Linked DNA regions of Homo sapiens: region 2 is linked to region 1. Evidence: read pairs that join two places in POLR2A ChIA-PET (ENCODE). Cell type or tissue: OCI-LY7. All regions are shown on one strand.

Region 1 (8,000 bases):
AGGCCTCCCCAGCCATGCCTCCTGTACAGCCTGTGGAACTGAGTCAATTAAACCTCTTTTCTTTATAAATTACACAGTCTCAGGTACTTCTATTTTATTTTTTATTTATTTATTTTTTTTGAGACAGAGTCTTGCTTTTGCTCTGTCAACCAGGCTGGAGTGCAATGGTGCTATCTTGGCTCACTGCCTCCTGGGTTTAAGTGATTCTCCTGTCTCAGCCTCCCGAGTAGCTGGGACTACAGGCACATGCCACCACGCCTGGCTAATTTTTGTAGTTTTAGTAGAGACAGGGTTTCACTATGTTGGCCAGGCTGATCTCAAACTCCTGACCTCAAGTGATCCACCCACCTCGGCCTCTCAAAGTGCTGGGATTACAGGCGTGAGCCACTGCAGCTGGCCTCAGGTAGTTCTTTAGAGCAGTGTGAGAATGTACTAATATAGTAATTTGTTATTGGAGACAGAATATAAAAAGTATGTAAATTGTAACATCAATTGACTGAAATGTGAGGGAGGGGAGAAGTAAAAGTGTAGAGTTTTGTATGTGTTTGAAGTTGTTGGCTTAAAATAGGATGGTATAGCTATAAAATATTTTATGTAAGCCTCATAGTAACCACTAAGTAGAAACCTGTAGTAGATAAGATTAAGAGAAAGGAATCAAAGTATATCATTTCAAAAGTGATCAAATCACAAAGGAAGGCAACAAGAAAAAAAGAAAGAAAAAAAGTACTACAAAGCTGTCAGAACACAATTAGCAAAGTGGCAATAGTAAGTTCTTACCTATCAATAAATGAATTAAATTCTCTAATCAAAAGAAATAGAGTGACTGAATGGATTAAAAAAAACCCCACAATATCAAACAATCTGCTGCATAGAAGAGTCTCATTTTAGGTTGGGCGCAGTGGCTCACACCTGTAATCCCAGCACTTTGGAAGGCCCAGGCGGATGATCACTTGAGGTCGGGAGCTCGAGACCAGCCTGGCCAACATAGTGAAACCCCGTCTCTACTAAAAATATAAAAATTAGCCGGGTGTGGTGGCAGGTACCTGTAATCCCAGCTACTCGGGAGGCTGAGGCAGGAGAATTGCTTGAACCCGGGAGGCAGAGGTTGCAATAAGCCGAGATAGCACCACTGCACTCCAACCTGGGTGACAGAGTGAGACTCTGCCAAAGGAAAAAAAAAGAGAGAGAGAGACTCCTTTTAGCTCTAAGAACACAGGTAGGCTGAAGGTGAAGGGATGAAAAAAGATATTCCATGCAAAAAGTGACCAAAAGACAGCAGAGGTGACTATATTTATACCAAATGAAATATACATTAAGTAAAAAATGGCCACAAGAGATACAGAAGATCAATATATAAAGATAAAGGGGACAGTTCATCAAGAGGATACAACAACTGTAAATATTTTTGCATACAGCACTGCAACATCTAAATAACTAAAGCAAATACTAACAGAACTGAAAAAAGAAAGAAACAGCAATACAATGTTAGTAGGAGACTGTAATACTCCACTGTCAATAATCATAGATCAATCAGACAGAAAAATATAAGGAAACATTGATCTTGAACCAGACTTTAGATCAAATAGACCTAACAAACATATATAGAACACTTCATTCAACAGCAGCAGAATACACATTCTACTCCAGTGTATATGAAACATTCTCCAGGAAAAAAATCATATGTTAGGCCACAAAAGAAGTCTTAACAAATTCAAGAGTGAAATCATATCAAGTGTCTTTCCTGGCCACAATATTATGAAACTAGAAATCCATAACAGGAGGAAATTTGAAGAATTCATAACTTCTGTACGGAATATATAATGTAAGGACATTAAACAACACATTCCTGAATAACCAATAGATCAAAGAAGAAGCCAAAAAGGTAACATAAATATCCTGAGGCAAACAAAAATGAAAACACAACATAGCAAAACTTAATGAGATGCAGGAAGAGCAATTCTAAGAGGCAAGTTTATAGCTATAAACACCTACATTAGGGAGAAAAATCTTAAACCATTTAGCTTTACAGTTGATGAAGAAAGATAAGGTAAACTCAAAGTTAGCAGCAGAAGGGAGAAAATAATGTAGATTAGAGCAGAAATAAATAGGTAATAGGAAAACAATAGAAAAGATCAACAAAACTCAGAACTTGTTCTTTGAAAAGATAAACAAAATTAGCAACTCTTTCACTAAACTAACCAAGTTAAAAAAGAGACAAGTCTCAAATAAATAAACTTATAAATGACAGAGGAAACATTACAACTGATAACATGATAATGCAAAGAATCGTGAGATTACTATGAACAATTATACATCAACAAATTGTATAGCCTAGAAAAAATAGATAAAGTCCTAGAAATACACAATCTATCAAAACTGAATCCTGAAAAAGCAGATAATCTGAACAGACCAATAATGAGTAAAAAGATTGAATAAGTAAACAACTTTCCATTAAAGAAAAACCAGTTGGCTATGCTAGTGAATTCTACCAAGCATTTAAGAAGAAACTAATACCAATCCTTCTAAAACTCTTCCAAAAAAAAAAATTAAGAGCAAGGAACAGTTCCAAACTAATTTTATGAGCATTACCTTGATACCTAAGCCAGATTAGTATACTACAAGAAAAAAAAAATTACAGGCCATTTCTCCAGATATACATAGATGCAACAATTCTCAACAAAATACTACCAAACCAAACCAAATTCAACAGTACACTAAAATGATCACTTACTATGATCAAGTGGGATTTATCCCTGGGATGCAAGGATGATGCAACATGTAAATCAATAATGGTGTTGTGCAACGTTAACAGAATGAAGGACAAAAATCATATGAACATTTTAATAGACACAGAAAAAGGATTTGAAAACTTCAGCATCCTTTCATGATAAAAAACATTTAACAAATTGGGTATAAATGAAATATACCATAAAGGCCATGTATGACAAGCCCATTGGTAGATTAGATTCAGACCGAGGAATCTAAAAAAGTTGAATCATAGAAACAGAGGGTCAAATAGCAGTTGCCAAAAGCTTGGAAGTCGGAGGAATGGGGAAATGTTGGTTAAAGGGCACAGACTTTCAGTTATAAGATGGATAAGTTCTGGGTATTTAATGTGTAGTATGGAAACTATAGTTAACAATAATGTATTACATATTTGAAATTTGCTGAGAGAGTAGATCTTAAATATTCTCATCACACACACGCAATGGTAACTATGTGACATGATGGATATGTTAACTAACTTCATTGTGGTAATCATTTCACAATATAAACATATATGAAATCATCATGTTTTACACCTTCAATTTATACAATTATACCTCAATAACACCAAAAGAAAGGTAATCACAACTAAATATTTTAACCTTAGGAGACTTTTAAATTCAAGCAATTATATCATGGTCTGTGTTCCTAAAGTACTGGATTGTTTTTACACATTTAGATGATTTCTGTAGGACGACAAATTTGAAGTTTTCAAATAGGGGCTACATTATGCCCCTATTACCATAAAACTTCCCTGGGGAAACCTCCCACTCCCATCACGGACCTGACACCACAGCAGTTCCAAATTAACCATATTTAGTTAAGAAAATGCTGGCACCCCAACTGGGAATTGCCCACTCATTACCCAGAAAATCCCTTCCCTGCTCCACCCCCACTTTTTTTTTTTTTTTTTGAGATGGAGTCTCACTCTGTTGCCCAGGCTGGAGTGCAGTGGTGCGATATCGGCTCACTACAACCTTCATCTCCTGTTTTCAAGCAATTCTCCCTGCCTCAGCCTCCTGAGTAGCTGGGATTACAGGTGCCTGCCACCACGCCCAGCTAATTTTTGTATTTTTCAGTAGAGATGTGGTTTCACCATGTTGGCCAGGCTGGTCTTGAACTCCTGACCTCAGGTGATCCGCCTGCCTCAGCTTCCCAAAGTACTGGGATTACAGGCCTGAGCCACCGCACCCAGCCAATCTCTCCTCTTATTATGTAATATTCCATGACTTCATTATGCTTATCCATATAGCATGTGAGCTCTGGCCAGGTTGGGCATGGCTCATTCTTTTGAGCATACTTGCAATCCTCTCTTGAGTGTGTATTTGCTTTTGCTCTGCAATCAATCTTCTGTACTTTCACTTTGGTCTGGCCTTCAAATTCTTTTCTGGGGCAAGGACAAGAACCTGTATCAGCCTGCTGGCAGCACCATTATTAATACCGTCATTTTACAGGGAAGAAACAAGGCTTGCCCCACCTCTACATGTATGCAGTGGCAGAGCTGGACTTCACATCACCCTTCCCCAATCATCCTAGTGTTGATCCTCCCTGCTCCTACCCTCTCTACTATCTGGCATTAGTTACTACACTCTTAATCATTGCACTATATTGCCTTTCAAATGTGGTGAAGCCTCAAAACTGATTATGCACTAGGCCACAAAAGAAACAACAATTGACTCTCACAAATGGAAATCTTAAGGAACACATTTTCTAACCACAATGTAATAGGATCAGAGTAAACAACCAAAGGACAGAGGACGACTTCCCCCACTCGTTCCACTGAGAAATTTTAAAAGCTACTCCCAAACACTTCTTAGGTTAACCAGGAAATCAAAATCAAAATAACAAATGGCTAAGAAATAAAATCCAATGAAAACACTATACGTTATAAAGGCCAAACATTTCCAAAGTGGCACAGAGATGAACATTCATGGCCTAAAATGCATTTATTAGAAAATAAGAAACACTGCAAGTAAATTAAGTTTTAAACCAACGTATTAGAAACAGAACACAAGGTAATCCCCTCAACAAAGGAGAAGTAAAGAATTAGGAAAGAAATATATAGAAAAATATAATAAAGAAAATCAAGATTTAATTAAATCTCAAACAGAAAATAAGAGTAGTGGATCAATAAAACCAAAAGGTGGTTCATTGAAAAGACCAACAAAATGGAAAGATTGATCAAGAAAACAAAGGAAAAAACAATAATAAACAATGGTAGGAATAGGAAAAAGGACACATCTTCAGAGAAGGAAAGGATTAAAACTTTATATAAGAAATTTCTATACAACTTTCTCCCAATAAGAAGAGAATCTAGGGAAATAGTTACTTTTTAGGACAATAAACAATCAAAACTGGCTCAAAGGTCAGCATAAGAACTAAAAATAACAGGAGAAATGCATAATATACTTCCAGAGCTTCACTAATCTGCTTTCTCCTAACAACTACACACACAGACATCAGTTTCAAATAATTTAATGGACAATTTTCTGCAATCTTTCAAGGAACAGATGATGTCTGTATTAAACAAATCATTCTAATACATATATGTGCATATATATAAATATATTCAAAATTTCAATCACCCTCAGTTATTTCATGAGGCTGCTATAGTTCTGCTATCAACCCTAGACAAATACAAAATAAGAAATGAAAATTGTAGGTCACAAAGTTGCTTATAAACACGTGAGGTAAAATCCCACAACAAAATATAAATAAATCCAACCCAGGAGTGGATGAAAGAGTCATATGGCATGACCATGTAGGTGTTATCTCAGGGATTCCAGGAAAGGTCACATTAGAGAACCAATCTATGCATTTGGTTAAGCCTGGCAGGTTGAACACACCTGCATTCATCTGTGTTCCTTCTGAAATCCCATGAAACCACCTATAAGAGAGAGTTAGAGGCAGAAAAGAAGCAAAGATCAGGGAATAGAAAAGGGCATCAAATAAGAGATAATCAAACATTTTGGAAGATAGGGGCATATATGGTAGCTAATTTCACAGAATGAAAAAACAAAAATCTTGATTACTTGCTTAGGGGAAGCTGACAAGGAGTAAGCCAGTGTACACTTTTGAACTCTGGAAGTTGTCAGGAATTAGAGGCACCATTCCTTTAGAAGGCGAGTTGGAAAATGAAAAATCAAAATGAGGCACAGTCAATGAGAGGCATTCCTTGCACAGAGCTCCTAATCAGATTTTTAGTGTCTCATTCCGAAATGTGAATGGACACCCAGTGGACACTTGATGAATTCTTCCAGAACAAGCAAATAATGGAGGAGGAGCTGGGAAAGAAACCTGGAAGGAACTAACACTTAAAACAACCTTGGAAGAAACGTAAAATTTAAAAAAAATTTTCATCCTCATTAGTAGAGAGAAAATTTCGGATTTCTTGAAACAAGATGCTATAAAAGAGAAACAACTTTTCAAAAGAGCTTTTGGAAATTAAAAATATAATGGCAGAAGTGTTTTAATCACTAGAAGGAATGAAGTTCCTCAGAAAATGTCATAGAAGTTAGATTCAAGAAAAGAAGACATATAAGATTTTCAAGAAAAAAAACCAGGGAGTCTCTAGAGGATCAATCTAGGAAAGCTAACATCCAACTAACAGGAATTCCAAAAGATAAAAGAGAGAGATAAAGCAGAAGGGAGAAACTATTCAAATAATATCACAAGCAAAATGGTCAGAATTGAAATAAAGTTGTCCATTTGAAAGGGCCCTGGAGAGCAAAGCACAACAAATGAATTTAACACCCACATCAAGGCAAACCATCATGAGATTTTAGAATCAAGGGATCAAAGAGAAGAGCCAGAAAATTTCAGACAGGCAAAACAGGTGACATAGAAAGACAGGATCAATAATCAGAATGGCATCAGGTTTCTTATTAGCAATGCTGGAAGTTGCAAGACAGTGAACTAAATTAATTTCCAAACTCTGCATTTATACTTACCAAATATTTATGCAGTTGTGAGGATTAAGGATAAAATTTTTTTTCCAGACATGTACAATTTATATATATATATATATAGTGTCTCTCAATTGAATCCCAGTAAGGTAGGATATATATATATATATATGTATATCTTCTATAAACTCTTAGTCAGGAGGCTACTGGATAATGTGGTAAACCAAAATGAGATAGTAAAGCAAGAAAGAGGTATACATGTAATCCACAAAACAAGACCCAACACAGGAGAGATGTCAAGCTTCAAGGTCAGCCTTGGAAGCTGAAACTAACCAGAACTGATGGAATCAGGGGAATGGATAATTCCAGGAGGGTTTCCCCAAGAAAGTAAAATGGACTTGATAAATTACCCAATGTGCCTCACTGTACTGAAAAGAATTTTAGAATTCTGCAGAGTGCTTGGGAAGAATTCATAATGAGGACACACAAAATCCAAGCAAATATATAAGAGGGCAATAGTTATTTGTGGGGTCGGCGGGGAGGGGCGGGAGGATGTTGCACAGGAAAGGAAATGTAATCATAATATAGTAGATGACTTGGTTATGAACAACATGTAAATAGTCATCATAATGGTAACACTGATTACTGATGAACCTCCAACTGTGATGTATTATGAGAATGGACAGGGAATGAAAAGGAGTGTTATGGAAAAAGTCTTCATCTTCTGTCCTATTATGTGAACAGATTAATGTCTGAAACTTGAAAAATTACAAAGAGCTGTATCAGCACATCATTTCAAAATACAGAAGTAAATACAAAAGTAAGAGCCAAAAAGTTAATCCATTAGGGAAACTGGACATGGGCTGGGAAGATGGCAGAAAGTACTACTTGTGTTTTTAAAGGTCTTATTGACTGATACTTTAAGCTATATATATATATATGTTTTACTTTGGTGAAATTAATAACCGAATTAATAAAATGTTTCAATATAATTTACTGTGGATAAATCAGATTAAAAGAGAAAAATGATACAATTCTCAAAGATTCTTTAGTAGGCATTTTGATAAATATCCTATACACAGGCCTGATTAAAATAAATAACTTTTAGTAAACCAGAGCCAGCAGGAAATGTCCTTAACTTGAAAAAAGGTGTCTATAAGAAAGCCTCAATTTAAACATTATAAGTATTCCCCTTGAAATCAGGAATAAAACTAAAATGTTCATTTTTACTGTTACTATTCAGTATTACACTGGCAGTCCTGGCTAATGCGCTAAGGCAAAAGAGAAAGAAAAAAGAAAGAAAAAGAAAAGTATACAGGTATAAATTCT
Region 2 (8,000 bases), 62 kb after region 1:
GAAGCAGTCAATTTGTTAAGATGACATAATAATTGCACACTAATATATATGCACCCAACATCTGAGCAACCAAATATATATTAAATAAATATTAATAGATTTGTAGGTGAGACAGACTGTAATACAATAATAGTAAAAGACTTTCATACCCTACTTTCAGCACTGGATAGATCATTAAGACAGAAAATCCACAAAGACAAATAAAATGTAAACTATATTTTATACCAAATAGACCTAACAGCATCATAAAGAACATTCTATTCTACAGGAGTGAAATATACATTCTTCTCACTTGTACATGGAACATTCTCCAAGATAAATCATACATTAGGCTACAAACTTAAAGTCACGAAGGTTGAAATTATATCAGGTATCTTTTCTGACCACAATGATATAAAAGTAGAAATCAATAACAAGAAGAGTTTTTTAATTTTGTAAATACATGGAAATTAAACACACTCTTGAGCAGCCAATAGGCCAATGAATAAATTAAAAGGAAATTTAAAAAAATATTGAGACAAATGAAAATGGAAACACAACATAACAAAACTGATGGGATACAGCAAAAGCAGTTCAAAGAAGAGGAGTTTGTAGCAATAAACACCTACATCAAGAAAGAAGAAAGATCTCAAACAGCCTAATGTTACACCTTAGGAAACTTCAGACAAAAAAGGAAAACTAAAGCCAAGATTAGTAGAAAGAAGGAAATAATAAATATTAGATCAGAAATAAATGAGATAAAGACTAGAAAAACAATGAAAAGATAAACTAAACAGAGTTGGTTTTTGAAAAGGTAAACAAAATTGACAAACATTTAGCTAGACTAAAAAAAAAGAAAAGACTCAAATGAATAATATCAGAAATAAAAGAGAAGACGCTGTAACTCATACTACAGACATACAAAGGACCATAAGAGATTGCTATGAACAATTATACACCAAAGAATTGGATAACCTAGAAGAAATGGGTAAATTCCTAGACAGATACAACCTACCAACACAAATATAAAAACCTGAGCAGACCAATAATGAATAAGGAGATGTAATCCAGAATTGAATACCACCCATCAAACAAAAGCCCAGGACCAGATGGTTTCACTGCTGAATTCTGCCAAACATTTAAATAATAAATACTGATACTTTTCAAACTCGTCTAAAAAATTGAATAAGGGGTCTATTTGTAGGCTTAGTCTATGAAGCCAACATTACCCTGATACCAAAGTAAGGCAAGGACACTATAAGAAAAGAAAACTACAGGCCAGTATCCCTGATAAACATATATGATATCCCTGATATCCCTGATAAACATATGTGAAAAATCCTCAAAAAATACTATCAAATCAAATTCAACAGCACACTCACCATGATCAAGTAAGCTTTATCACTGGGATGCATGGATGGTTCAACACACAAATCTTAAAAGGTCATACGTTGCATTAATAGAATGAAGGACAAAAATTATATGATTATCCCAATAGATGCAGAAAAAGCATTGGACAAAATTCAACTTTTTTCATGATAAAAATTTTCAACAAAATAGTTATAGAAGAAATGTACCTCAGAACACTACCATCTACATATGACAAGCCTACAGCTAACATCATAGTCATTAGTAAAATGTTGAAAGTTTTCCCTCTAAGATCAGAAACAAGAGTAGGGTGTCCATTCTCGTCACTTCTAGTCAACACAGTACTGCAAGTCCTAGACAGAACAATTAGGCAAGAAAAAGAAATAAAAGACATCCAAAGTGGAAAGGAAGAAGTTAAATTGTTCTTAATTGTAGATGACATGATCTTATATAGAGAAAACCCTGAAGACTCTACCAAAAAACTGCTAGAACTAATAAATTTGGTAAAGTTGCAGGATACAAAATCAACATAAAAAATCTGTTGCATTTCTATACGCTAACAATGAACTATCTGAAAAAGGCATCAATAAAACAATCCAATTTACAATGAAAATACTTAAGAATAAATTTAACCAAGGAGGTGAAATATTTGTACACTGAAAACTCTAAAATGTTGATTAAAGAAATAGAAGAAGAACAAAAAATGGAAAGATACCCCATGTTCATGGATTGGATTAATTAATATTCTTAACATGTTCATACTATCCACAGTGCTCTAAAGATTCAGCGCAAATCATATAAAAGTTCCAAAGACATTTTTTTCTGAAATAGAAAAACAATTAAAAATTTGTATAAAAGCACAAGAGACCCCAACTAGCCAAAGCAATTTTAAGCAAAAAGAACAAAGCTGAAAGCATCACACTACCTGACTTCAATATATACTACAAAGCTATAATAATCAAAAGAACATGGTACTTGCATAAAATAGACACATAGACAAATGGAACAAAATAGAGAGCTTGAATCCATGCATTTTTGGTCAACTGATTTTCAACAAAGGTGCCAAGAACACGCAATGGGGAAAGGACAGTCTCTTTAATAAATGATGTTGGGACAACTGGATCTTCACGTGCAGAAGAATGAAATTAGACCCTATTTCATGCCATATTAAAAAATCAACCCAACATGGATTAAATATTTAAATTTAATACCTGAAGCTGCAAAATTACTGGAAGAAAACAGGGGAAAAGCTCCATGACATTGGTCTGAGCAATTATGTTTTTGGTATGACACCAAAAACACAATCACAAAAGCAAAAATAAAGAAGTGAGACTACATCAAACTAAAAAGTTTCTGCATGGGCAAGGAAACAATCAGCAGAGTGAAGAGACAACCTACAGAAGGGAGAAAATATTTGCAAACCATATGTCTGATAAGGGCTAATATCTAAAATATGTAAGGAACTCAACCAACTCCATACTAAAAAAAAAAACAAAAACAAATAAACAGATTATAAAGTGGGCAAAGGATTCAAACAGATATTTCTCAAAGGAACACATACAAATGACCATCAGGTATGTGAAAAAATGCCCAGCATCACAAATCATCAAGAAAATACAAATTGAAACCACAATGACTATCACCACATACAGGTTAGAATGGCTATTATCAAAAAGACTAAAGATGATAAATGGTGAGGATATGGTGAAAAGGAAACTCTTGTACACTGTTAATGGAAATGTAAATTAGTACAGCCATTATGGAAAACAGTACGGAGTTTCCTCAAAAAAAGTAAAAATAGAACTGCCATATGATCCATCAGTCCCACTGCTGAATATATATCCAAAGGATAAATCAGCACAGATGCTCCTACAGTTATGATGGGGCTACACCTCCATAAACCCAACATAAATTGAAAATCTCATAAGTCAAAAATGCACTTAATACCTCAATAAAGCCATTGTAAAGCTGAAAAATCATAAGCCCTGGATGTCTTGTCCTTATGTGCGTTTACACCACACCCTCCCACTCCACATCTGTTCACATTTTCTGGTTGGTCTTTCTATGAGGATTCTGTGTCTGAGTTGCCACCATTTCCTCCAGTCATGTTATTCTTTTTTTTTTTTCTGTATCTTTCTTTCTGCATAAATTTCCTCATTTGCGTTTTATGTTTCTGCTTTTATTATTAGGTTCCCTGGATATCACAGAGTTAAGAACAAGGCTCTGGCTTAGAATGCCTAGGGGGGTTCTTCCTTGCTCATCTGACCCTAGGCAAACTTCGTAAGTGGTTTGTCCAGATTTCAGTTTCTTATCTGCAAAATGGACAATAAGGAATACAAATCTCCATGGCAGTCAGGAGCATTAAACTCACAATTGCCATAGAATAGACGTTTAATCAAAGTGAGCTGTTAATAACATGGTTATTTTTGTTGTCCTTTATGCCTTTTTCACTCTTTCTTTAACTTCCCCTCCTTCCTTCTCTCTCTCTCTCTCAATACCTACATCCTCTCCACATCTGCACCACTTCCTCTCTGAGTCTCTCTACATGAGTGCATTTCTCTTTGAATATTCCTGCTCTTGAACAACATCCCCACATTTAAATGGGTCCCCTCTTCTGCCATCACCAATTATCTCCTGTGATATAATAAGAAATATATATTTCAGTCTTCATCCCCTGCTCCTGGCCAGAGCTCCTAAAACCCTTGAAACATCCTAAGTGATGAAAGTCAAAAGAGCACTTCCTGTTATGCATAACAACCCCATTTCAACCAAACCTGAGTTTATGTTAATAAGGTGACTTTTGGAAAGCCCTTAAGGATGGGGTACACAATTCTGCAGGGAACTGAAGAACTGGTTGGTGTGGGGAGGTTCTCCACATGTTTGGTGTCAAAAGTGTTGAGAATGTGAGAGTACAGATAAAACAGGAGCTTTTCTTCCCCTAAGGGTCTCCTCTTTGATGTTGACCATGGGCCATGGGCTGTGGTTCTTAACACTTCACAGCTTCATACTGACCTCCCACAGGGACCTTTCTAAATCACAATTACATCTAGGTAGTTAGCATCTGTAAATCTGGCCTACTGACACACTTGGCTCTGGTTCCTTCATGGTTATTGAGCCAACAATGTCTTGTTATGGCCACTTCTCCAGGACCCTGCATCTGATTAGGAGCTCATACAACCCCCTCCTTGACTTCTCCATGGTCCTTCCCTGTGTCTTCCCTGTTTCACAATTTCCCCTCAGGACCTTGGGCCCTCACCTCCCTTGTCTCCTTTTCCTCTTAGCGGATGAGAAACCGTTTTTATTCTGTCATTTTTACCTTGTTTAAGACTTAGTTTGATGTCAGGCCTCTCTTCCCTTTCTTTTCGATCACTTTCTTGGAAAGACAATTTGTCTTGGATTGCTGAAGAGTGGGAGAGAGAAGAAAGCAATTAAAGATCTGTGAGAACCAGGGACAACACCTGGAAATTGGCTTTTAGGAATTTCCAGCATTAGGCTGACTCAGAAGTCAGACTTAAACTTCTCCTATCATCTTCTGGGACAGAGAAGAGATGACCTCAACAATGAGCTTTTATGTGTCCTACACAGAAAGGGGATACTCAAGATTTAAGGATAAAGGAGTAATGGAAACATAGTGAGCTGTGTTACCCGCAAAATTGTCAGATGGCAGGGTAGGCATACATCAAGTGTTAAGGAAGAAACAGAGGGATTCCCTGGAAGGATGGTCTCAAGTCCTAGAGAGATTCCATTATAAAAGAGAAAACTGGCCAGGTGCAGTGGCTCATGCTTGTAATCGTAGAACTGTGGGATGGTGACGCAGGAGCATCTCCTGAACCTAGGATTTCGAGACCAGCCTAGACCACATAGCAAGACCTTGTGTCTGAAAAAAATTTAGCAAAATCAGCCTGATGTGGTTGTGTGCACCTGTGGTCCCAGCTACTCAGAAGGCTGAAGCGGGAGAACTGCTTGAGTCCAGGAAGTCAAGGTTGTAGTGAGCAGAGATAGCTCACTAGCCTGCCATCTAACCTGGGCAACAGAGTGAGACCCTATCTCCAAAAACATGCCTAAATAAAAACTAAAAGAGAAAACCCAAACAGCTTTAAAGATGAGGCTAGAAAACAGGAGAACGTTGGCTTAATTGGGTCAGGGAGGATGAACAGTTCCCAGATAAACATAACAGAGGACACAGGGGCAGCCTGTGTGGACTTCAGCATCTCCCTGAAGGTGGGTAGGCTGCTGTGCTGGGTGGGGCGGTGGGCAGTGCTGCCCCAGGCAGGTGACAGTGAGCCTCAGTGCAGGTCACCCAAGCATAAGGAGTGCCAGAAACTAACATGTGAGTTGTGGGCACTGGGGCTAGGAAGGGAATCCCTGCAGTCCATGCAGAGGAACAGAGCCCCTGAGAATGTGGGCAGTAAATGTAACACTATTCCCTTCATCCCCGCAGCCTGGACCATCCTGCTTACAAACATAACATTGACTCGAAATTTGTGCCCAGATATGTGATTTCCTTTTATTCACTTTCTGACTTGAATGACTTGTTACAAAAATTATTTTATTTTTAATCTAGATATTGTTAGTATTAACACAAATCAATAAGCCAAAACATATATAGCTGCCTAAACTTTTTTCCTTGTTTATAAACCTGTAGTATTTCTTTATTGCCTAGTAAATAAACTTCAAATTCCTTAGCTTTCAATTCCAGACCGTTCACCATCTTCCTCCAATTGATCTCTCTTAAGTCAGCTCCTATACTGCTTCTCACTCTGTGATTTAGCCAAATCCAGTTTGTCCTGTTTTGCAGACATGCTTTTACTCTTTCCAGTCCCCATAGCATCCACCCTCTTCAGGGCATGTCCCTGTTTTTCTTGTGATGTCTCTATCTCTTATTTGGAGAACTGGGTTGAGATCAAACTGTGAGGAGAATAAAAGTTTTCCAGGCAAGTAAAACAAAATAGAGGGCACCTTCTTTACTGTGTACCATTATAATAGTATAAATTATGCCTTCTCAGGAAAAAAGTCAAGAATCAAAACTTTAGTTTGGTATAGCACCAATACCAAACTTTAGTTTGGTATAGCACCAATACCAAACTTTAATTTGGTATAGTCCCTGTCCGAGCAATCAGTTTTGTGATTATTTGATTAATGTTTCTTTTATCCCTTGTGGGTAAAGGGTTAACAAAACTATTTATCCTTCACTAAAGGCAAACTTGACCCAGGGTTAATTTTCTTGTTCATTATTCTAGAAACCTAATAAAGGTAGCATTTTCCTGGTTTTACTGGGCAAACTCTGGGCTTAGAAATGACCCATGACTGTTTGCCTGAAACTATACATGAACTATAAATACCTGTAGGGAAAGAATAATTGTGGTCTTCCTTCAACTGATAACTCTTATAACTCAGATTGTCCCTGTGGCACCCTGAAAGCTATGACTATGGGGTTGTTACAAGAGATATTGACTCCCACAGATATGTGGTGTTATGCCAAAGTGGATCCTGCACCCACAGCTAAACTGTCACTCAAGGCAGGTAGTAGTCAATTTAGTGGACTGCTGTGTAGGTCACTGCAAAAACTCCCACTAAAGAGAAGAAACAACTGATGCTGCCCCGTTGGTGTTCTGTGTTTCTTATCTTCTAAGTAAATCTGATGCCAGTGTGGCTCTGGTTGTCCTGTGAGTCTAAGTGGCCAGTGAAGCAGACCTCCAGATGTTTGTTTTGCCATAGCCATATACCATGGGCTTCAAGAAGACTCATGACACGTCTATTTTGTTAACTACTCTATGCCCACTGCCCAACACAATGTATCGCACATGGTAGGAGCTCAAACATATGCTTATTGAAAAAAATTGGCCCCGGAAATCAAAAGGTAGATAATAAACCTAATTACCATTTTTGAAGCTTTTATAAATGTGAATTAAATCGGGGTATTCCTGCATGTTGACCTCGCTGAACAGTGCTTCCAAAACTGACAGGTTAAATGTCTTCTCCAGTTCACTGAGAACATTGTACACCACTCTTTGTACAGGGACCAGGTTTCTACAAGAATCTTCAGAATCCTTTAAAAATATTGAATGGAGAAAATACAAATACAGACTTTCAAGTTACAGAAGAGCCATAAAAACAAATTTTATGGTTACTGAATTTCAATTTCTCTTCAGAGGTATCTTCTCATGTAAAGTTTTATAATTTTTACATATTTGTATAGCCAGTAATGAAAGAAGTAAATCCCATCTCCTTAAAAATACCCACTGATGAGCCTGATTGCTTCACCCTCATTTACATTAGATGTAAAAAGGAGCAACTTTGAAGGATAAAAGTGGGCTCAAAGTTCTTTAAGAGCCTGATTGATACATTTTTGGGATAGATGTAGCAGGCAATCAATGAGTGGCTGTTTTGTTGGCTGGGCAACCCCTGCTCTTCCCCCAAGACTGATTTGGCCTGAAGGGCTCAAAGAAACTAGGTGACCATTCTCCCCTTGCTGTGAACTTGGCCACAGAGGAAGCATATTCATAGCCAGAGATGACTCGCTGTTCTGTATCTCCAACAGGGCCTATGGGTGGAATTTACTCATATTCCAAGACTCCAGAAATGCACAAAAAAAGGAAAGACAAGAAAACAAATGTGTTGGAGAAAGAATAACAAGCATCTACTTCCAAATT

What was found. Peaks named below come from ENCODE experiments on the same cell type or tissue, not always from the same donor. Only the 100,000 strongest peaks of a DNase experiment are listed, where the experiment ranks them.
Region 2: POLR2A ChIA-PET joins it to region 1 with 5 read pairs; 5 of 35 experiments call an interaction of 5 or more read pairs at or near these places.

Annotation. Positions count from the first base shown.
Region 1 is chr2:230,420,348-230,428,347 of GRCh38, reverse strand. All of the region lies in intron 2 of SP100 (SP100 nuclear antigen), which reads right to left. Among named protein-coding and RNA genes, the nearest start is that of SP100, 8.1 kb to the right of the region's middle. In OCI-LY7, no CTCF peak of the experiment used is centred here; no DNase peak of the experiment used is centred here.
Region 2 is chr2:230,358,361-230,366,360 of GRCh38, reverse strand. It overlaps SP140L (SP140 nuclear body protein like), which reads right to left. Exons shown (of 19, transcript NM_138402.6): 4 at 7,229-7,397; 5 at 4,664-4,747. Among named protein-coding and RNA genes, the nearest start is that of SP140L, 35 kb to the right of the region's middle. In OCI-LY7, no CTCF peak of the experiment used is centred here; a DNase peak (open chromatin) is centred at 3,870; H3K4me3 peaks cover 824 bases; H3K27ac peaks cover 1,245 bases.